2 separate regions of the Homo sapiens genome follow, and region 2 is linked to region 1. Evidence: chromatin loops called from intact Hi-C (ENCODE). Cell type or tissue: heart right ventricle. All regions are shown on one strand. Each heading gives the region's core, and the rest is flanking DNA. Links, peaks and the distances in the headings are about the cores only.

Region 1 (10,835 bases), core at 841-8,840:
GGGATTACAGGCATGAGCCACTGTGCCCAGCCTCAGCCATTATTTTTTCAAACTTTTTTTCTGCTTATTTCTCTTGCTCAAGAATATTTTTATGCTCAGTTGACAGATTGGCTGGGTATAGAATTCTAGGTGCAAAATAATTTTTCTTAGAATTTTAAAGGGATTGCCTCATTATATTCTAGTGTCCATGTTTCTAATAAGAAATCTTACACCAGTCTGACTCTTGTTATTTTAAAGGTATTGTTTCTCAAAGTATTTAAGATTTTTCTTTTTGTACTTTTGAATTTTGAAATTTCATGATGCTGGGTCAAGCTGTGTTCAGGTTTCTTCATTCACCCTCTGTTTTTATGTTGAATGATTAGCTTGTGTTCTTAGCTTTGATTGTAATAGATCAGGGTCCTTTTAGTTTGACTTTAAAGTTTCCATATAAGACTTGAAAAAAATATGCCTGCCTATATTGCATGGGGCTGAAAAAGTCAAGGTTGGCAGATGATACGTTTTTAGTTGGTGGACGGGTTCCTACAGATTTTAGGAGTCACAGCTTCTCTAAGATAATGGTCGTCAACTTTGTGCACGTTAGAATCATCAGTGAGTTTTAGAAAACCAGTGCCTGAGTCTCACCCTAAGATATTCTCATGTAATTGGTCTGGGGTGCAGCGTGGGCATTGGGATTTTAAAAGCTTTCCAGAAGATTCTGAGACACATCCAGGATCAGGAGCCACTGCTTTAGAATGTGCTCAGGAATGGGTGGCATCACCCCACTTTCTAGTGGACTTGGTCCTGAGGGAGTCTTACAGCTATGACGTATTTCAAGGGCAAGCGGCTGAGGGTTTACGGTCCCTCTGGAATGTCCCCATGTGAGAGCCTGGGGAGTTAAGTCCTCTGTTGGGTCCTGTTCAGATCTGTGAGACTCACAAAATCACAGGCTCACCTGCGGGGTGTCTCAGTGGACAGGAGCAGCTCCTGGCCCCAGCTCTTCTCCTGCAGTGCCCTGGGGCTCAGAAGACGCAGGAGTAAAGTAGACTTGGGTGTGGGGCCAGGCTGGTGGGGTCGGCTCCACGGCCACCTCGCTCTGCCTCCGTTTCCTTATTTGTGAACAGGTCGTGGTAGTCAGCACCCATCTTGGAGTGCTGTGAGGTGTGAAATGAGCTAATCTGCAGTGTGTCTAGAACAGGGGCGGGCAGCGGGCGCCCAGCAGTGTGTCTAGAACAGGGGCGGGCGGTGGGCGCCCAGCAGTGTGTCTAGAACAGGTTCGGGCGGCGGGCGCCCAGCAGTGTGTCTAGAACAGGGGCGGGCGGCGGGCGCCCAGCAGTGTGTCTAGAACAGGGGCGGGCGGCGGGCGCCCAGCAGTGTGTCTAGAAGAGGGGCGGGCGGCGGGCGCCCAGCAGTGTGTCTAGAAGAGGGGCGGGCGGCGGGCGCCCAGCAGTGTGTCTAGAACAGGGGCGGGCGGCGGGCGCCCAGCAGTGTCTAGAAGAGGGGCGGGCGGCGGGCGCCCAGCAGTGTGTCTAGAAGAGGGGCGGGCGGCGGGCGCCCAGCAGTGTGTCTAGAACAGGGGCGGGCGGCGGGCGCCCAGCAGTGTGTCTAGAACAGGGGCGGGCGGCGGGCGCTCAGCAGTGTGTCAAAAAGCCAGGGGCATAAACAGGTGCAGAGAGGAAATGCACCCAGGGAGGTGAGTGCCTGTTCTGCCCTGGGATGGACGGTGGGCAGCGGGCACTCAGGAGGTGTTGGCAGCTGTCTGTCATCATCATTGCTGTCATCATCATCGTCTTGTGTATTTGGAAGATGTTTTTTCCCAAGTTATATCTTGTTTTCATTATCTTTCGTTGGTTTGAAATAGAAAACTCTTTATAAATTGATTATTGTAGAACATCTGTTTCAACTTGCTTCTGTAATGTGTGTAAACAAATTGGTTTTTGAAACTACTATAAACATCTTTTAATATTTTTTTGTTGTTGTTGAGATGGAGTCTCACTCTGTCGCCCAGGCTGGAGTGCGGTGGCGCGATCTCGGCTCACTGCAAGCTCCACCTCCCAGGTTCTCGCCATTCTCCTGCCTCAGCCTCCCAAGTAGCTGGGACTACAGGAGCCCGCCACCACGCCCGGCTAATTTTTTTGTAGTTTTAGTAGAGATGGGGTTTCACCGTGTTAGCCAGGATGGTCTCGATCTCCTGACCTCCTGATCCGCCTGCCTTGGCCTCCCACAGTGCTGGGATTACAGGTGTGAAACACTGCGCCCGGCCTAATATTCTTTTAAGTTAAAGAATATTAGAGAGAGTTTTGCATCTTTTATAGTTGGATGAAAACAAATTTAAAGTATTTTGGTGACTGTTGTGACACTCCTTGTCTAAAAACATTCATCTATTTTGAAAACATTTTGCTTTTCATAAAGTACTTTTTATAGATTAGCTCTAACTTGAGGCATATCCCATTTGTATGAATTCTGCCAATAATAAAAACAATCCGTTGTAAAGTTCTGAAGGACCGAGGTGAAGGGCTGAAATGAGCCGTCCTGCTGCCTGTCTGAAGTGTGGGTAAGGAGACCTCGTGGGGACCCTATTCTACACTTTAATAAAATATGGTTGGTTTGGTTATAGCTGAAAGGGACGTATTTTCCTGTAATGATATTTTTTCTTGAATAGGGAGAGTTATATTGACTATTAGATAACATAGATCCAAAGTGTCTCTTTTCAGAAGTGCTGGGTATTTGAAATGGGCTGATTCACTTATTACGATTCATGCACTAACGGAGCCCCACTTTCCTAATAACGTCGCCGCTTGCTAAAACCAAAATGAAGTACAATCCCCACTCTTCTCTCCAGGAGGAAGGAATGTTAATATCTCGCCGCCGTGTGAGTTTTTCCTGCTGAGACCATGGCAACCAGATCCCCTCACAAAGGGACTGGCCTCCCCAAGCAGGAGCCCCACGCAAACATTTGACTTTCTTCAAGGCAATAATATTAAAGCAAATTCCTTGTCTCTGCCAAACACAGGATTCATTGTGAGAAACTTCCAGCTTCCTTAGTGAGATAAGTCTTCCTTCGTTACCCAGGCTCACGGATACCCTTCTCTCCTGAAACCTGACGCTAACAAGCCGCATTGTGAGCAGAGCCCCTGTTGAACAGTGTGCCTCGTGGAAGGCCCCTTCCGGCCCTTCGTCCTCACAGGTGCCTCCGCCTGTGTTTCTCGTGAGGAGCTTCAGGGCACTCACCTGGCCCTGCAGCGATGATGGAGGCTTGGCTGCAGCGGCCCTGGAGACACGGCCCACCATCCATCCCAGGGCAGAACAGGCGCTCGCCTCCCCGGGTGCATTTCCTCCCTGCGCCTGTTTATGCCCCTGGCTTTTTGACATCTGGGATCCTCTGGCTAACTGGGTTGAGCTGGCTAAACTTTAGGGATTAATGCTAGAAATTAAACTGCTACCTGGTATGAAGAGGGGCACTGCTCCGGGTTGGAGAACGCAGAGAGGGTGGGAGACTCTGTGCGTCTCGCTTCTGTGCGGCTGTGCGGTCCCAGTGGTGCCGTGAGCTTGCTCGATGCCCCCCCGGAACAGGGCAGCCCCCGTGGGGTGGGAGCCCTGCCTTCCCCTCCTTGTAGTGGAGACGGGAGAGTGCCACGGGTGTGGCCGAAATGCACACTTGGCCACTGTCCCTCCAACAGACAACTTTCTGCAGCTTGTCTTGATTTGGATACCAGAGAGATCTATTGCTTAATTCTGCACACGTCTGTTTTGCTTTGTATGACTTTCCTGGGTGCCATGATGTCTGTAACTGTCCGGTGTTGCCAGCCTCTTTTCTAGGGAAAGTGGGTATCCTGCCCCTTGGAGCCTCCTCAGCACCCTCATTTTGGGCTAAATGCCACCTCTGATCCACCCGCCATTGGCATCGAAGCTGAGCTTGCCACGCATGAATTTCTGCTTGTTACTCCTTGTTCAGAAGCCTTCCTTGGCTACCCCTGCTGGCAGGGGGAAGTTGAGCCTTCTTAGCCCAACATGCAGTTCCCACAAAGCTGCCCAGTGCCTGCTTTCCCAAACATAGGCTGCCCCAGATAATGAGGGCTGCCCAGACTGCCCACCGCCCACAGGGCAGCACCCAGGACGGTGGTCTGCCCTGGGCTGCCTTGCTTCTGCTGGTTCACGTTCTTAACAGCCTCAGGCTCTTGCCACAGCTCCCTAACAGGGACCCTTTAGGCCTCCCTATCCCCGTTTTCAGTCCCGTTCCTTTGGCGTTTAACCACAGGTCATCGTTCAGCCTTTTCCAGCTCAGTTGTGATGTCTTTGAAGACAGAGATTTTTTGAAACTCCTCTTAAAATATGATATCCATACAGAAAAGTGCACATCACAGTCTTACTGCTGGATGAAGGTTCATAAGCTGCACACACCATGTAACCGGCACCCTGAGGAAGAACAGAAGATCGCAGCCCCCAGAAGCCCCCTCAGGCCCCTCTGGTCACCCCCTTCCCCAAGGGCAGCTGCTTTCCTAGTTTCTCACAGCACAGAAGAATTTCGGCTGCCCTCGTGCTCCGGGCCAGGGCCCCCACCCAGCAGCTGCTCCCTTCTCTGCTTAGCAGCCTGGGAGAGGCACCCACGCTGTGTGTACAGCCCTGGAGGGTGCCTTCTTGTCATGTATGTTTCCAGCTTTTCCATTCTGCACTTGGGTAGTTCCCAGTTTTGAGCTCTGATGACAGTGCTGCTCTTGGTGGCCATGCAGATTAAGTTCTGCTGGGTTTACGCCGCACAGTATCTGTTAGGATCAGAGCTGGGTCATGGGATGTGCACCCACTCTGGTGTTGTAGATGCTGGCAGCACATTCAGCTCATCACAGAGATGCACGCCAAGAGGATCACCCACCACGCGTCCAGCCCAGTGACCTCCACCAGCCCATCACACACGTGCAAACCGCCCTCCGAGGGTCTACCTCAGTGACCTCCACCAGCTCATCACACACGTGCAAACCGCCCTCCGAGGGTCTACCTCAGTGACCTCCACCAGCCCGTCACACATGTGCCAGCCCCCAACTTCCCTCTTGTGACCGGATCCTGACTTTCATCAGGGTAGACTTTACAGACTTCCTTCCAGGGATATTTTAATTTTGTTTAAAAAAATATTCCCAGGACTTAGCTTAGTGCTGTACTCAGTAAAGGTCCATCTCATTTTTTTTTCCTTCAGTGAGTGTCAGACTTTAATGAAGTACCCAGTGGACTCTGTGTTTTATCCTTGTTCTCATTATGCCACCTACCAAAGGTGGAATATTGTCTCTCTCTGACTTTCCTTTCATTCCTTTGAAAGCTGACCCACATTTTTGGTGGCAGTGCAAAATGTTCCTAGCTTTCTTATAGAACATCGTATATTGGGCGGGTGCGGTGGCTCACATCTGTAATCCCAGCACTTTGGGAGGCCGAGGTGGGCAGATCACCTGAGGTTGGGAGTTCGAGACCAGCCTGACCAACATGGAGAAACCCCCAAATACAAAATTCGCCAGGCGTGGTGGCAGGTGCCTGTAATCCCAGCTACTCAGGAGGCTGAGGCAGGAGAATCGCTTGGACCCAGGAGGCGGAGGTTGCAGTGAGCCAAAATCACGCCACTGCACTCCAGCCTGGGCAACAAGAGGGAAACTCCATCTCGAAAAAAAAAAAAAGAATATCATATACTAAGCTCTATGAAAGAGAATGCTGCTGGAAACTGAATTATAAAAGAGTTTTGCTCTTCTTTTTTCCACAGTCGGATACGCTAAAAATCAAGCAGTTGCCCAGAGCTCAGGGTCTTACCTTTGCTTTTTGGATTCGGTAAGTAACTTTCTTTTGTTTATAATGTATAAATGTGTACATGTTGGTTGAATAATTAAATGATCTTACATTTTAGTGCGGTTCTTGAAAATCATTTTTCTAATGGTTATTAGACTAATAATGTGTTAGTCCGTTTTCATGCTGCTGATGAGGACATAGCCGAGACTGGGTAATTTATAAAGAAAAAGAAGTTTAATAGACTCACAGTTCCATGTGTCCGGGCAGGTCTCACAGTCGCGCATGTCTGACGTGGCGGCCGATGAGAGAGGCAGCTTGTGCAGGGAAACTCCTCCCTTGAAGTCCATCAGCTCTCCTGAGACTCACCCACTATCACTAGAACAGAAATGCCCGCCCCCGTGATTCAGTGGCCTCCCACCGGGGCCCTCCCACGACACGTGGGAATTGTGGGAGCTACAGTTCAAGATGAGATTTGGGCGGGGACACAGCCCAACCTTATCAAATAGTTATTAATTCAAGATGAGATTTGGGTGGGGACACAGCCCAACCTTATCAGTTATTAATTCAAGATGAGATTTGGGTGGGGACACAGCCCAACCTTATCAAATAGTTATTAGACAACCTTAAAAATTAAGGTCAATAGGTTGTTGCTGTTTAATTGCTGTAGCACTTAATGAGTTAATCATGGTAAGTAAGATATATAAAAATGTAAAATTGCACAGCAGAGAGCGATGTGAGCAAAATGAAGATAAACTGGGATGAAATCGGAAAATATGGTACTTAAAAGATGAATAACCTTACTGATTTCTAAAGGTTGATAAGAAAACACTAAGAAAAGGCTGGGCGCGGTGGCTCACGCCTGTAATCCCAGCACTTTGGGAGGCCGAGGCAGATGGATCACCTGAGGTCAGGAGTTTGAAACCAGCCCGGCCAACATGGCAAAACCCTGTCTCTACTAAAAATACGAAATTAGCCAGGCGTGGTGGTGTGCGCCTGTAATCCCAGCTACTTGGGAGACTGAGGCAGGAGAATCGCTTGAACCCAGGAGGCGGAGGTTGCAGTGAGCCAAGATTGCGCCATTGCACTCCAGCCTGGGAGACAGAGTGAGACTCTGTCTCAAAAAACAAACAAACAAAACACTAAGAAAAATAGATAAGTAGGCAGAGGACAGAAGCAGACTCTCAGAGTGGATGTACAAACAACTAATAAACTTTCTAAGAATTTAAGTCATTTGTATTCAAACACAGATTAGTGAGATTCTTTTAAAAACTGAACTAATAACACTTTTAAAAATGTAGATAACTTAGGCCGGGCGCGGTGGCTCACGCCTGTAATCCCAGCACTTTGGGAGGCCGAGGCGGGTGGATCACGAGGTCAGGAGATTGAGACCATCCTGGCTAACACGGTGAAACCCCGTCTCTACTAAAAATACAAAAAATTAGCTGGGCGTGGTGGTGGGCGCCTGTAGTCCCAGCTACTCGGGAGGCTGAGGCAGGGGAATGGCGTGAACCCGGGAGGCGGAGCTTGCAGTGAGCCGAGATCACGCCACTGCACTCCAGCCTGGGCGACAGAGCGGGACTCTGTCTCAAAAAAAAAAAAAAGCATATAACTTAGTATTTTGGACAGTCTAAGTTGATGCCATCTTGACAGTGTAACTTTGCATTTTCTATCAAGAGCCTGAAGAGTGTCCTTCACTCCTCAGCTTCCTTCTTGGCATCTCTGAGAACGATTTGGATACAAAGAAGCTTCAGGTTGTTGACTGTGATGGAAAACAGAAACGTTAACATGGGACGGGAGGGTCACGGTGGAGAAGTTTCCGGCAGGTCTCCATGGGGGAGTCACTGTGATGTTTATAAAGACTTTTCAATAGCAGGACAAATGACTGAATAACAGGTAGTCGCTTGTATAGTCTACACTCAACTATAGATATTTAAAAATTACTTTAAAATAAACTTCAGGAACATTTATCTGTATCTGTCCCTCCTCTGTGGCCAGGTTCCGGGGCTTCTGTGCATTCCTGGGGTGCCGCTCAGCGTCTCCAGGCCGCTCTGGCCCAGAGCTCCTGCCTACGCGGGGATTTACGCGGGAGCCGCCCGTTCCTCTCCTCCTGACCCAGCTCTTTTCCTTGATCACCAGAAGCCTCTGCACATGCTCCTGGTACATGTGGAAGTTTGGGAGAGGCGTGCCCGTGTGCAGACGGGGTAAAACTGCATATTTATCGGCCCAGCTCGGGAAGGCGGAACCCCCAGGGCGGCACCAGCTGCTATGACTCCTGTCCTGGTGCCTGGGTCTCTTTCTTCTCTTTTCTTCTTAGACCAAAACACCTCAGATTTCTCCCGTTTTCTTACACAGAACCTTCAGCCCTCTCTCCTGACCCTTCCTTGGGCTCATGTTTTCATGCTCAGATGGTCCATCCAATGTTTTCCTCACTAAGACAGCATCCACCAAGGACAGCTCAACCCACCACATGGAAAATGGTGCTTTTTATTGTCTTTGGGTGACAGGATTAGGGTGTGCTGGGCCCCTGAGCTCAGTCTGGGTCGGAGGCCTGGCCTGGTCTGACCTGGTTGTTCAGCTCCCGAGTTCGGTCTGCGTCGGAGGCCTGGCCTGGTCTGACCTGGTTGTTCAGCTCCCGAGTTCGGTCTGCGTCGGAGGCCTGGCCTGGTCTGACCTGGTTGTTCAGCTCCCGAGCTCGGTCTGGGTCGGAGGCCTGGCCTGGTCTGACCCGTTGTTCAGCTCCCGAGTTCGGTCTGCGTCAGAGGCCTGGCCTGGTCTGACCCGTTGTTCAGCTCCCGAGCTCGGTCTGGGTCGGAGGCCTGGCCTGGTCTGACCCGTTGTTCAGCTCCCAAGCTCGGTCTGGGTCGGAGGCCTGGCCTGGTCTGACCCGTTGTTCAGCTCCCGAGTTCGGTCTGCGTCGGAGGCCTGGCCTGGTCTGACCCGTTGTTCAGCTCCCGAGCTCGGTCTGGGTCGGAGGCCTGGCCTGGTCTGACCTGGTTGTTCAGCTCCCGAGTTCGGTCTGCGTCGGAGGCCTGGCCTGGTCTGACCCGGTTGTTCAGCTTCTGTGCCTGGCTTAGGAGCAGGTCTGCAGATGTTGTGAGGCTGGGCCTGTGGGCACCTTCCCGGGTGCTGGCTGCTCTGTGGAGTTGATGAGGACGAGAGTGAACATCCTCGAAGGACGTTGGGGTTTTGCCCAGCTGACCAGTGTGAACGTCACCTGAAACTCACTCTGGATCCAGTATGTGCAGAGGGCGTTACAGTCGAACAGATTCGGTTCCTGACCTCTAGCGTTGGCAACTGAGGACGGTTTAAACAGATCTTCACCTTTTGCTCATGAAGCATCTCCATCCTCCCTGGGACCCACCCCACACCTGCTGCAGTCAGAGTGGAGCCTCCCTGCACACCGTTCTCGTCACGTGACACCTGCCTAGACGGCTTGTCCTCGAGCCTATTAGGTGGCCTCAGGTGTCCTTGGAAAGGCTGTGGAAGGCCTCCCCCGTGACTGTCCCATGGCCAGGTTCCTAAGGGGCAGAGGGGTGAGTCCTCGCAGAGCCCTGTCTAAACGTGGCGCCAGTCCTGCGAGGGACCCGTGGGTGCTCGGGCAGCCGTCGCTGAGTTTACACCCTTCCCCGCTGGAAAACGTGACTCTGGTCCTGCGAGGGACCCGTGGGTGCTCTGGCGGCCGTCGCTGAGTTTACACCCTTCCCCGCTGGAAAACGTGACTCTGGTCCTGCGAGGGACCCGTGGGTGCTCTGGCGGCCGTTGCTGAGTTTACACCCTTCCCCGCTGGAAAACGTGACTCTGGTCCTGCGAGGGACCCGTGGGTGCTCTGGCGGCCGTCGCTGAGTTTACACCCTTCCCTGCCGGCCTCTGATGGATCAGTGCCTGACGCGGCGTTTCCTCCTGGCACACACTGCTGTGTTCTCGTCTCGGTTGTCTGTGTTCTTGGAAACTTTAGTAGAATAAAACAAAGTAAACAAGAAGCCTGGCTTTTAAAGAAAATAGCCTCTAAATAGCTCATTCATTATAATGATTTGGGTTCCAGTCCTCTTAGAGATGTTCAAACATAATGTCTATGAAAACATCTGCAGAGCGGCTTCACCCAGGAGGTCTGGTGGTTGTGAGAGCGCTGCTTACTTCTGAGCCGACCAGGTTTTCTTTTCCCTTCGCCCTTCAGGGTTCCCAGGGTGGAGAGCCTCTGCCACCCTCCTGTCCCCCGACTCCCGTCTTCACTGGGGAACCGGCCGCATGGCTGTCCACGTGCACAGGAAGCCACATGGCCTTCCCGGAACCGCCCCGAGGCCTCTGAACTGGGGCCTCAGGTGAGAGGAGAGGGGCCCATGTGGCTGGGATGAGAAGGGCCAAGGCGGGGCGGGCGCTGCAGACGGGGACGGCCCAAAGGCTCTGCATCCATTCGGCCGGCTCTACAGCATTGTCGAGTCATCGCCGGGGCTGTGGGGAGGGTTACAGACAAGCCTGGCCGTTCTCATCCTCACTGCCGATCCTTGAACCGAGGGGACAGGGATGTGGCTGTAGCCGTGCCCCAGACCCCGAGCAGCAGTGCCGTCTAGAACCCTCACAAGCCGGCAGGTGCTCTGAGCACAGCCTGCAACGCCCAAGGCCTGTCCCGTGTCAGAGGCTGTTCTCCTTTCCACCTCTACAGCTGCCCTTTGCCTCCTTCTCCGCTAATCCCTTTATTTCTTTACTTTCCCACCTGTGGTTTTGCTTCTGCTTTATTCGCGCTCATTCTGCAGTTGTGTTCCTAACCCTTGAGCTGGGCCCTCCTCTCCAGGCTTTTGTTTCTAACATAAGATTTTCCTCTCATGGAGAACTTAGTACTGTAGGGGTGTCCGTAAGGTTTGAATATAAAACCCTAGTTATTATTCAGTTGTGTTTCCTAACTTCCACTATGATTTCTTTTTCTTCTTTTTAAATTTAGATCTTAGGATCTCAGGAGCCCAGAATCAAATTAATCACGACCCTTGGTTCAGGACACATTCTCCTCATTTGTTCACGCGTGGCCCGTTTTACTTGTCTCTGTGATTATAACTGTACCTGTTTTCGTGGGTAGCGACTAACTGAGGCCAGTGGTGCAGGTG
Region 2 (10,835 bases), core at 1,041-9,040, 49 kb after region 1:
TCTGTGTCTGGGCATTGCAGAGATAGGTATTTGTCATATAGTCTTTGCAGTCTATGTTTGTTCGTACCTGTCCTTCTTGGAAAGGCTTTCCAGGTAGTCAGTAGGACTTGAGTGTTGCGATCTAAGCTGCATCTGCATTCCACTTGGCTGGGGAGGCCTCACAATCATGGCAGAAGGCAAGGAGGACCAAGCTTACGTGGATGGCGACAGGCAAAGAGAGAATGAGAGAGAAGCGAAATCGGAAACCCCATGTAAAACCATCAGATCTTGTGAGACTTATTCACTACCATGAGAACAGTATGGGGGAAACTGCCCTCATGATTCAGTTATCTCCCACTGGGTCCTTCCCACAACACGTGGGAATTATGGGAGTACAATTCAAGATGAGATTTGGGTAGGGACACAGCCAAACCATATCAGCCACCTTGCTCCCCACTCCCCGCCCATGGATGTGGTTTTGATGTTGTATCTAAGAAATCTTTGGCTAACCCAGTTCACAAAAGTTTTCCTCCTGTTTTCTTCTAAAAAGTGTATAGTTTTGGGTTTTACATACAGATCTACAATCCATTTTTTAGTTAATTTTCATCTACGATCTGGATTATTATCTTAATCAGCTCAGGCTGCCATAACAAAATGCCAGAGGCTAGGTGGCTTAAACAACAGAATTTATTTTCTCACAATTCTGGAAGCTGGAAAGTCTTAGATCAAGACCTGGCAGGGCTTGCTTTCTGATGTGGCTCTTCCTGGCTTGCAGACACCCACCTTTTCTCTGAACCCTGATATGGCAGAGACAGAGGGAGAGAGAGCAGGCTCTGTGGTGTCTCTTATTATAAAGACACTGATCCCAGTAGAGCCCCACCCTCACGTGAAATCTAATCATCTCCCAGAGGCCCCATTTCCACAATACCTCAAATAGGGGGTTAGGGCTTCAACCAGTGCCTGTCACAGTCCTGGAAGACAGAATCTCCAGTGCTGTAATTCTGAAATTTGAAATCCCTAAAGATCAAAATCCCCAAATCTAAAATTCCTAGCATCTAACTGAATCCCCAAACTATAATGATGGATTTGGAATTAGGTGCCATCAAGTCTTCTGTAAGTGAATTTCAAGTTGTTACCAATAAAGTTTGTTTTTTCCATTCAGTCCAATGCATTTGGTGCAAAATCCAGATGAGTGGCTTGGCCACGTGATATGGCAGTGACAGAAACTTCCGTTTAAAAATGAGTTGAGTCTCTTGCCTACGATGGCGAGTCTCTTGCCTGTGTTGGCGTTCCTGCTGATGACACTGCCTGCGTTGGCGTTCCTCCCAGCTGATCACACACTGAGAGCTTTTAGGGAATCATGGCCACATTTGCCCAAAGAAACCAGCAAAGTGACTGACTGCTTCAAAATAATTGTGTGTATAGTAGGATAAGAAGACACTTACACAACAGTGTTCTGTTCCATCACCAGTATGGTTTGTATTAAACCTGGGGTCTGTACAAGAGGGCATGCAGAATGCATATCCACGTACCCAGAACAACACAGAAGCACAGCATGGAAGACGGGAAAATGTAAGGAGAAGGCTTATCCTGGTGTGTGTCAAATCACAGAGGAGTTTCAAAAAGAGCAGTGCCGCAGAGAAGATGAATGTGAGCTCATTCTCCAAGGAAGCCATGTCTTAAAAGAAAGCGGTTATCCATTGTGATGCAAACCTTCAAAATACACTTAATGATTGTGAAAGTCAGCCAGCTCTTAGGGACTGTTTCTGTGCAATTGCCCGTAATATACTCCTGTGGTATACTTTTTCATAAATCAGATTTTCTGTTTAGTTTTTTATTGTTTGTAATTTTTTCTATTTTTGTTTGTTTTTTCTATTTTAAATTGTCAGCATTATGTTTTACAATCACTATGCTTGTGTTTCACCTTTGCATCATTTCTTTTACAGAGCTGTAATTCATTTATGCATCTTTTTGCAAATTCGACTCCACAAAGGTGCACTATCAACAATGTTGACTTTGTAAGCATTGTGCATGTCCGTAAAAACGTTGAAACTTCCTTAGTAAATGAAAAGATGTCCTTTTTGTACATCTGCATTTATGAAAGATGAAATTTCTTGAGATCTTGGCTTTTGGGGTGAATGTGTATGTGGTGGTAACCATCTTTTTTTTTTTTTTTTTTTTTAGTTCCAGAATACATGTGCAGAATGGGGGGTACATTTGTTACATAGGCAAACCTGTGCCATGGTGGTTTGCTGCACCCATCAACCCACCACCTAGGTATTAAGCCCTGCATGCATTAGCTATTTTTCCTGATGCCCTCCCTTCCCCCACCTCCACAACAGGCCGTAGTGTGTGTTGTTCCCCCCGTGTCCATATGTTCTCATTGTTCAGCTCCCACTTATGAGTGAGAACATGCAGTGTTTGGGTTTCTGTTCCTGTTTTGGTTTGCTGAGGATAATGGCTTCCACCTCCATCTATGTCCCTGCAAAGTACATGATCTCATTCATTTTTATGACTACATAATATTCCATGGTATACCACATTTTCTTTATCCAGTCTATCATTGATGGGCATTTGGGTTGATTACATGTCTTTGCTATTGTGAATGGTGCTGCAGTGAACATACGCGTGCATGTACCTTTATAATAGAATGATCTGTATTCCTTTGGGTATGTACCAGTAGTAGGATTGCTGGGTCAAATGGCATTTCTGGTTGTAGATCCTTGAGGAATCACCACACTGTCTTACACAATGGTTGGACTAATTTACATTCCCACCAACAGTGTAAAAGCATCCCTACTTCTCCACAGCCTTGCCAGCATCTGTTGTTTCTTGATTTTTAAAAAATCGCCATTCTGACTGGCTTGAGGTGGTATCTCATTGTGGTTTTGGTTTTCAATTCTCTGATGATCAGTGATGTTGAGCTTTTTATCATATGTTTGTTGCTGCCTAAATGTCTTCTTTTGAGAAGTGTCTGTTCATGTCCTTTGCCCACTTTTTGATGGGTTGTTTGTTTTTTCTTGTAAAGTTAAGTTCCTTGTAGATTCCAGATATTAGACCTTTGTCAGATGGACAGATTGCAAAAATTTTCCCCCATTCCATAGCTTGTCTGTTCACTCTGATGGTGTAGTTTCTTTTGCTGTGCAGAAGCTCTTTAGTTTAATTAGGTCCCATTTGTCAATTTTGCTTTTGTTGTAATTGCTTTTGATGTTTTTGTCATGTAATATTTTCCCATGCCTATGTCCCGAATGGTATTGCCTAGAGTTTCTTGTAGGGTTTTTGTAGTTTTGGGTTTTACGTTTAAGTCTTTAATCCATCTTGAGTTAATTTTTGTATAAGGTGTAAAGAAGGGCTCCAGTTTCAGTTTTCTGCATATGGCTAGCCAGTTTTCCCTGCACCATTTATTAAACAGGGAATCCTTTCCCCATTACTTGTTTTTGTCAGGTTTGTCGAAGCTCTGTTTGCAGACAACATGATCCTATATTTAGAAAACTTCATCATCTTAGCCCAAAAGCTCCTTAAGCTGATAAGCAACTTCAGCAAAGTCTCAGGATACAAAATCAATGTGCAAAAATCACAAGCATTCCTATACACCAACAGTAGACAAGCAGAGAGCTAAATCATGAATGAACTTCCATTCACAATTGCTACAAAGAGAATAAAATACCTAGGAATACAGCTAACAAGGGAGGTGAAGGACCTCTTCAAGGAGAACTACAAACCACTGCTCAAGGAAATAAGAGAGGACACAAACAAATGGAAAAATATTCCATGCTCATGGATAGGAAGAATCAATATCGTGAAAATGGCCATACTGCCCAAAGTAACTTATAGATTCAATGCTATTCCCATTAAATTACCATTGACATTCCTCACAGAATTAGAAAAAACTACTTTAAAATTCATGTAGAACTGAAAAAGAGCCTGTATAACCAAGACAGTCCTAAGCAAAAAGAACAAAGCTGGAGACATCACACTCCCTGACTTCAAACTATACTACAAGTCTACAGTAACCAAAACAGCATGGTACTGGTACAAAAACAGACACATAGGCCAACAGAACAGAATAGAGATCTCAGAAATAAAACCACACATATACAACCATCATGGTTTTTGATGGATCTTGTCCAAAGACTTAGGTTGTCCAACAGAATATTTCAGATGACAGGAGCTATTTCTTTATGAATACGGTTCATCTGCTCATTAACCGTTATACCCATGTGACTGTCATTAGTGTACTTGAGTGTTTATGCTTGTAAAAATGTGTGTGTTAGTATTGTCTGTTTTATTGTGTAAAGTGGCCTATGAAGCATGCTGTCATGTTTTTGTACATTTCTCAAATAAGTCTTCTTTTTAAAATTGTAAGCAAATGTCTTTCAAATCATTATTTATTTTTTCCTTTTTCTCGCTAACATTTGAGATAAAGAATTTTTTAAATTTTTATGGACACATAGTAGGTGTATATAATTATGGAGCACATGAGATATTTTGATAAAGGCATGCAAAGTGTAATAACTATATTAGGGTAAATGGGGTAAAGAATTTTTAAAATTATTTTTTCAAGAACTACATTTTTCAGGATTGTGATTTGGGGGATTTTAGACTTTAGGGATTTTGATCTTTCAGGATTTCAACATCCTGGATTATGGTGTTCGAGACTGTGTCAGCCCCACTCCAGGGCAGGAGAAAGGCACTCTGCCTCGTGGGGGTATGGTCAGGTTAGTGGGACAGGGAGGAGCGGGGGCAGCCAGCTGCACACCTCAGTCCAAGAGGAGAAAGGTGCTCTGCACCCCATGAGGGGTGCCAGGACGTCCACCTCTAATAGCGAGGTTGTGGGAGTAATACGCCCCAACATTACGGATTTCTTGTGATCGCACCATGTAATGAAATGCTTTCTGAATTTTGAAAATGTAATTTTGATCTGCAGTAAAACTGAAACCTTAGTATAAGGATCACTGGCTTCTAACGTTGGTGCTGTTTATGATGACGGCATCAACTATTCCATTAAGTGAGTTCACAGTGATCAGGGTTCCTTGATGAGCTTTGCTTTCCGCATCAAATCTGCTTCACCAGCTTTCAAGTTCTATTCCATAACATCCTGTGTCACGCGGAAAAGCGGGGGAAGAAAAAGACCTTCTTCCATTTAGATTTACTTTTTACATTTGGAGAAGATGAATATTCCATTGATGGCCTCTTACAGGTACCAGTGGTTAAAGCGTGGGGAAGCGAATTTGTTTTCCTGCTTTTAAAGCGATTTCCTTACTTCCAGCCCAGCTTGTGGGTATAGCCTGTCCTCTCCCAACACACCTGGCATTGCACGGGAGCCTCCAGCCAGCAGCGTATGGTGGGGGCGGAGGGGCGTGGAGGTGCCTGCCAGATGTTGACGATTACCAAGGAACAGAGGCTGCTCTGTGGCCACGGGGTCGGGCTGCCGCAGAGCAGCTATTTCCTGTCTGCACCGGCGGCAGCAAGCCCAAACTGTGGGCTGCAGCCGAGTTCACGGGCACAAAGTCACCTTTGTGAGTGTCTGGTGCAGCTTCCTGGCTGGGAAGCGGAGAGGGTCCCCCACGTTGAAAGGGTGTGCAGAGTCCCTCGCCCTGAGCTCCTGGCCCGGTGTCAGGTTTCTGAGCAGGGCTCCTGAAGACAGCATGAGGGCTTTGATCCCAGGCACTCAGCACTTGGAGTGCACAGAGAACAGGCCCGGACCCTCCTGAGGAGCCCTCCTGGGTCCTCCCATCACCAGAGTTCAGAGATTCTGGGATGTGCCACTTCTTCAGGGACACACACTTTCCTGGAATACACGATGATTTTTAATGCTTTTCTTAAAGAATGCCAGCTGTCTCACGGGGCAGGGAAATGGAAAACCTCGTAAGGCCTCTCTTCTTCTTAACTGGGAAGTAAAAATTCCATATTCATTGTGGAAGCTTTTGGCCTCCGATCAACCCTGGGCTCCTGATTTTGGTTTTCCTCTTTGGAGATTCAGTCCCGCGTATTAGGGCAGTGGGAGGCGTGGGGTCGCCGCAGCCTCAGGACCTGCTGAGCACGGGCTTCTGCTGCTTTTGATTCTTGGGTAGCAGGAGTCACGTGAAAACGGTGCCACTAAACACCAAGGATGTAATTGAAGTGGAGGAGGCACAGTTTGAACCAGAAATTCATGTTCCGAATCGAGGGGTAACATGAAGACCCAGTCATAACAAATAAATCAGGTAGGTCCTCTTAGATAGAATTTTCCTTTAGCAAGTTAGTGGGAATTAACGTGTGAAGTTCAAAGAAGAGATCTCATTTAAACCATTTCTCAGCTGTTACATTAACAGAAATCACTTCCAACTATTTTAATAAGGTAACTCAGCCACCAAGTCAAGTTTTATGTTCATTGTCTGAGTCACATTTGTGATGTGGGAAGTGGCATATTTTGATTTGACTTTTGATGTGTCTGTTTGACATGCCTGATGGGATAGTCACCACATACAACGTTAAATCAGAGCTGTGTAAAATTAACACTGCTAATTCTAAACAAACCGAAAGGTGAAAGTTGTCTATGCCAGTGGCCTGGGGTGGTGCCTGCCTGAAAGCGCCCCTGTCTGAGACAGGCCCTCTTTGTACCTTCTGTCCCTTCCCCAGGGGGCTGCATCTCCTGATTCCAGGGAGGCCCAAAGGGGAGGCATGGGCAGAACCGCCACCCGGCTTCCCAGGTTGCCTTGGGCCCTTCTGGAAACTCGAGGGAGGGGGTCCCAGCAGGGCCACGAAGGGGACTCAGAGGTCCTGGCAGCTTGAAGGAAGTGGACAGGGCTGAGATGCATGCTCCTGCTCTAGCTACCCGGGGTGGGCCGCACTCACCAAGAAGGGAAGGCAGACAGTGGTGTGACGCGGACCCCTGCTGCCCTGCACGTCTCCTGGGGGGATCCCTGCTTCCCCGCCGTCCCAGCTCAGGCCCCCATAAAGGAACACTACAGACAGGGCAGCTTAAACAACAGACATTTGTGTTCTTAAAGTTCTTGGGTCTGGAGGTCCAAGCTCAGGCTGCTGGCAGGGTGGGTTCCTCCTCATGCCTCTCTGTGGCTTGCAGATGGCACCCTTTCCCTGCACGACCCTGTAGCCTCTCCCTGTGTGCTCACATGGCCTCTCCCCTGCATAATCACGTGGTCTCTCCCTGCATCCTCCTGTGGCCTCTCCCTGCGTCCTCCTGTGGCCTCTCCCCTGCATAATCACGTGGTCTCTCCCTGCATCCTCCTGTGGCCTCTCCCTGCGTCCTCCTGTGGCCTCTCCCTGTGTGCTCACATGGCCTCTCCCCTGCATAATCACGTGGCCTCTCCCTGCGTCCTTCTGTGGCCTCTCCCCGTGTGCTCACGTGGCCTCTCCCCCACATCCTCACATGGCCTCTCCCCCGTGTGCTCACGTGGCCTCTCCCCTGCGTGATCATATGGCCTCCTGTGTGCTCACGTGGCCTCTCCCCTCCCCCACGTCCTCATGTGGCCTCTCCCCTGCGTGATCATATGGCCTCTCTTCTGTGTGCTCACGTGGCCTCTCCCCTCCCCCACGTCCTCACGTGGCCTCTCCCCCATGTGCTCACATGATCTCTCCCCCGTGTGCTCACGTGGCCTCTCCCCTGCGTGATCATATGGCCTCTCTCCTGTGTGCTCACGTGGCCTCTCCCCTCCCCCACGTCCTCACGTGGCCTCTCCCCTGCGTGATCATATGGCCTCTCTTCTGTGTGCTCATGTGGCCTCTCCCTGTGTGCTCACTGCTGGTGTCTCTTCCTCTTCTTATAAGGACAACAGTCCAGGGCCCCACCTTTGGGACTCACGTAACCTTAGCTACCTCCTTAAAAGCCCATCTCCAAATACAGTCACATTGGGAGTTAGGGCTTCAACCCGTTAATCTGAGGCACACAGTTCAGTCCTCAGCACTTGGACACCCTCCTCCGCCCCGGGGCCCCTGCCCTGCCTGGTGCCCCTGCCCGCTCTAGGGCTGCATAACGGGAGCCGCTGCCCCCACGGAGCATCTGCTGTGCGACTGTTCCTGGCGGCGCCCATCCTGTCACCATTGCTGAGCTGTTCCTTTCCTTCCCCCAGCATCTGAACGGCACCTGCCACAGGTCGGCAGGAATGAGAAGTGAGAAAAATGAGACCCACTCTTCGTAGTTTCTGATCTCATGGTTCTGTGTGGGGCTGGGAATGTGTGTCTCTAACGCGTGCCCGAGTGTTTAAAATGGACTCTGAGAATGTGTCACACTGAGTCCACGTGGAGGTCAGGCTTCTGGCGAAGTGTGCATGAAAAACTGCTTCCCCCCAGGATGGTAGAGTCATTTTGACAAAGTCTACCCAATTAAAAAAGGTTGTATTTTGAAATAATTTTAGACTCACATAAAAATTGCAGAACTAAAACATATATATATTTTGAGATGGAGTCTCGCTCTGTCGCCCAGACTGGAGTGCAATGGCGTGATCTCGGCTCACTGCAACCTCCGCCTTCTGGGTTCAAGCAATTCTCCTGCCCCAGCCTCCCGAGTAGCTGGGATTACAGCCACGTGCCATCATGCCTGGCTAATTTTCGTGTTTTTGTAGAGACCAGGTTTCAGCATGTTGGGCAGGCTGGTCTCGAACTCCTGGCCTCAGGTGATCCATCTGCCTCGGCCTCCCGAAGTGCTGGGATTACAGGTGTGAGCCACTGCGCCCAGCCAAAAAATTGCAGAAATATTAATAGCACAGAGAGTTCCTATGTACCCCCCATCTCCTCCACCCCCAGCTGCTAACATCTTATATAACCAGAGAACAAGGACCCAAACCAGAAACTCCACGTGGATACGATGTGGCAGCCACAGACCCCATGCAGTTCACTTATTCTTGGTGGAGGGAGTTCTGTGAGACGTCCCCATGTTTCCAGATCAACACGACAATCAGGACATCGAGGGTCCCATCACCCGGAGAAACTGCCTTTAGAGTCACATTTTCTCCTGACCTGTCCTAGTCTGTCCAGGCTGCTAGGACAAAAATACCATAAACTGGGTGGCTTATAAACTACAAACATCTGTTTCCACCGTTTTGGAAGCTGGAGTCCCAGATCAAGGCACCAGATTTGGTCTCTGTGAGGCCTGATTCCTGGTTCTCACCGTGTCCTCACGTGGTGGGAGGGACAAGGCTCTCTGTGAGGCCCTTTCGTGGGCTCTGATCCCATTCACGTGGCGGGAGGGAAGAGGATCTCCGTGAGGCCCTTTTGTGGGCTCATTTTCCAATTACATTACTGGTTTTGTTGTTGAATCTGAGCGTTTTCTTCTGGACATAAGACCTCCATTGGAGATAAAACTTGCAAGTACATTTGATCCTTGAATAACATGAGTGTGAACTGGGAGTCCACTTACACACGAGTTTTAAAAATAAATATATTGGAAAATGTTTTGGAGATTTATGACAATTTGAAAAAAGTCGCAGATGAACTGACACCCGGGACAGCAAGAACCCTCCTTCCTCGGCCCGCTCGGCCCATCACCACAGAGGTGAGAAGGATGGAGGCTCCTCCACCCGCTCGGCCCATCACCACAGAGGTGAGAAGGATGGAGGCTCCTCCACCCGCTTGGCCCATCACCATGGAGGTGAGAAGGATGGAGGCTCCTCCACCCGCTTGGCCCATCACCACGGAGGTGAGAAAGATGGAGGCTCCTCCACCCGCTCGGCCCATCACCACGGAGGTGAGAAGGTTGGAGGCCTTTGTGATGATCCACTTCCATTTAATGAATAGTCAATGTGTTTTCTCTTCCTTATGATTTTCTTAGTAACACTTTCTTTTCTCCAGCTTACTTCATTGTAAGAATACGGTATATAATACACAAAACGTACAGAATGTACAGGACAATGTTGATCACCTGTTTATGTTATTGGTAAGGCATCCGGTCAACAGTAGGCTCTCAGCCATGTCAACCTAAAGAAAGATGCTGAGGCAAAGTTAGTACATGTGGAGGGTTTATTTGGGCCACGTGTGAGGACGGCATCCTGGGGGACGTAGATTCAGGTGGCTCCGAACATATGCTCCAGTTAGCAGCAGTTACAGTGGGTTTGAAAGAAAGAAAGAAGGGGCAAGTTCCCACACTGGTTCATTAAAATAACATAAGCTATTGACTGGCTGTAGATGGTTCTTTGCATCACAGATTCCAGGAGCATGAAGATAATGGGTGAAGGTCACATTGTCTAACTTGTGTAACATTTCTTGTGATTTTTCAGCCAGCCTGGAAACAACAGGGAAGGAAAGGAAGACAAATGCCTTTAAACAGTTGGCCCCACATGGGTGCGGCGGGGGAGGCATGATGCAGGTCTCACCCTCGCAGCTCCGCTGGGGCTGGTGAATACCTCGCGTGGCGCCGACTCCTCTGAGCCACTTTTGTTTCTCAGTGCTTAAGTTTTGGGGGAGTCCAAGGTTATACGTGGATTTTCGGCTGCATGGGGAGTGGGTCACCCTAAACCCTGTATTGCTAAAGGGCCTACCTCATTTCCTCCTGATCTGTGGCTGGAACTAGGATCATGGATTTGGCGTTTTATCCAGGATCCCTGACTCTGACCCCCTGTAATTATTTCCTAAGTAACTAGAGCAATAAGAATATCTTTTAAAGTATTGAGCCTTTTGTCCTTGGTTTCTGAAGTAAATTCTGAAAGATAAAGCTGGAAGAGTCTTTTGTTTACAAGTTCCTTCAAACACACCTGAGTTTATGTTAATGAGGCATTTTTGGAACACCCCTAGATACCGCAGGATGAGGGGGGCTGGTTGCCAGGGGAACCAGCCATGTGCTCAGAGGGTTGGAACTTTGAGCCCCACCCCCAAACCTCCGGGGAGGGAAAGGGGTTGAGGCTTAGGGTGATCAGCAATGG

The links. Peaks named below come from ENCODE experiments on the same cell type or tissue, not always from the same donor. Only the 100,000 strongest peaks of a DNase experiment are listed, where the experiment ranks them.
Region 2: a loop joins it to region 1, with 4 times the contacts of the local background. A loop is called at or near these places in 13 of 110 quality-filtered maps.

The regions. Positions count from the first base shown.
Region 1 is chr17:83,029,981-83,040,815 of GRCh38, reverse strand. It overlaps QTGAL (queuosine-tRNA galactosyltransferase), which reads left to right. Exons shown (of 13, transcript NM_001009905.3): 4 at 5,717-5,781. Among named protein-coding and RNA genes, the nearest start is that of QTGAL, 16 kb to the left of the region's middle. In heart right ventricle, for the core only: no CTCF peak of the experiment used is centred there; a DNase peak (open chromatin) is centred at 4,815.
Region 2 is chr17:82,980,822-82,991,656 of GRCh38, reverse strand. All of the region lies in intron 6 of QTGAL (queuosine-tRNA galactosyltransferase), which reads left to right. Among named protein-coding and RNA genes, the nearest start is that of QTGAL, 66 kb to the left of the region's middle. RefSeq lists enhancers at 5,250-5,544, 6,949-7,450. In heart right ventricle, for the core only: no CTCF peak of the experiment used is centred there; a DNase peak (open chromatin) is centred at 5,466.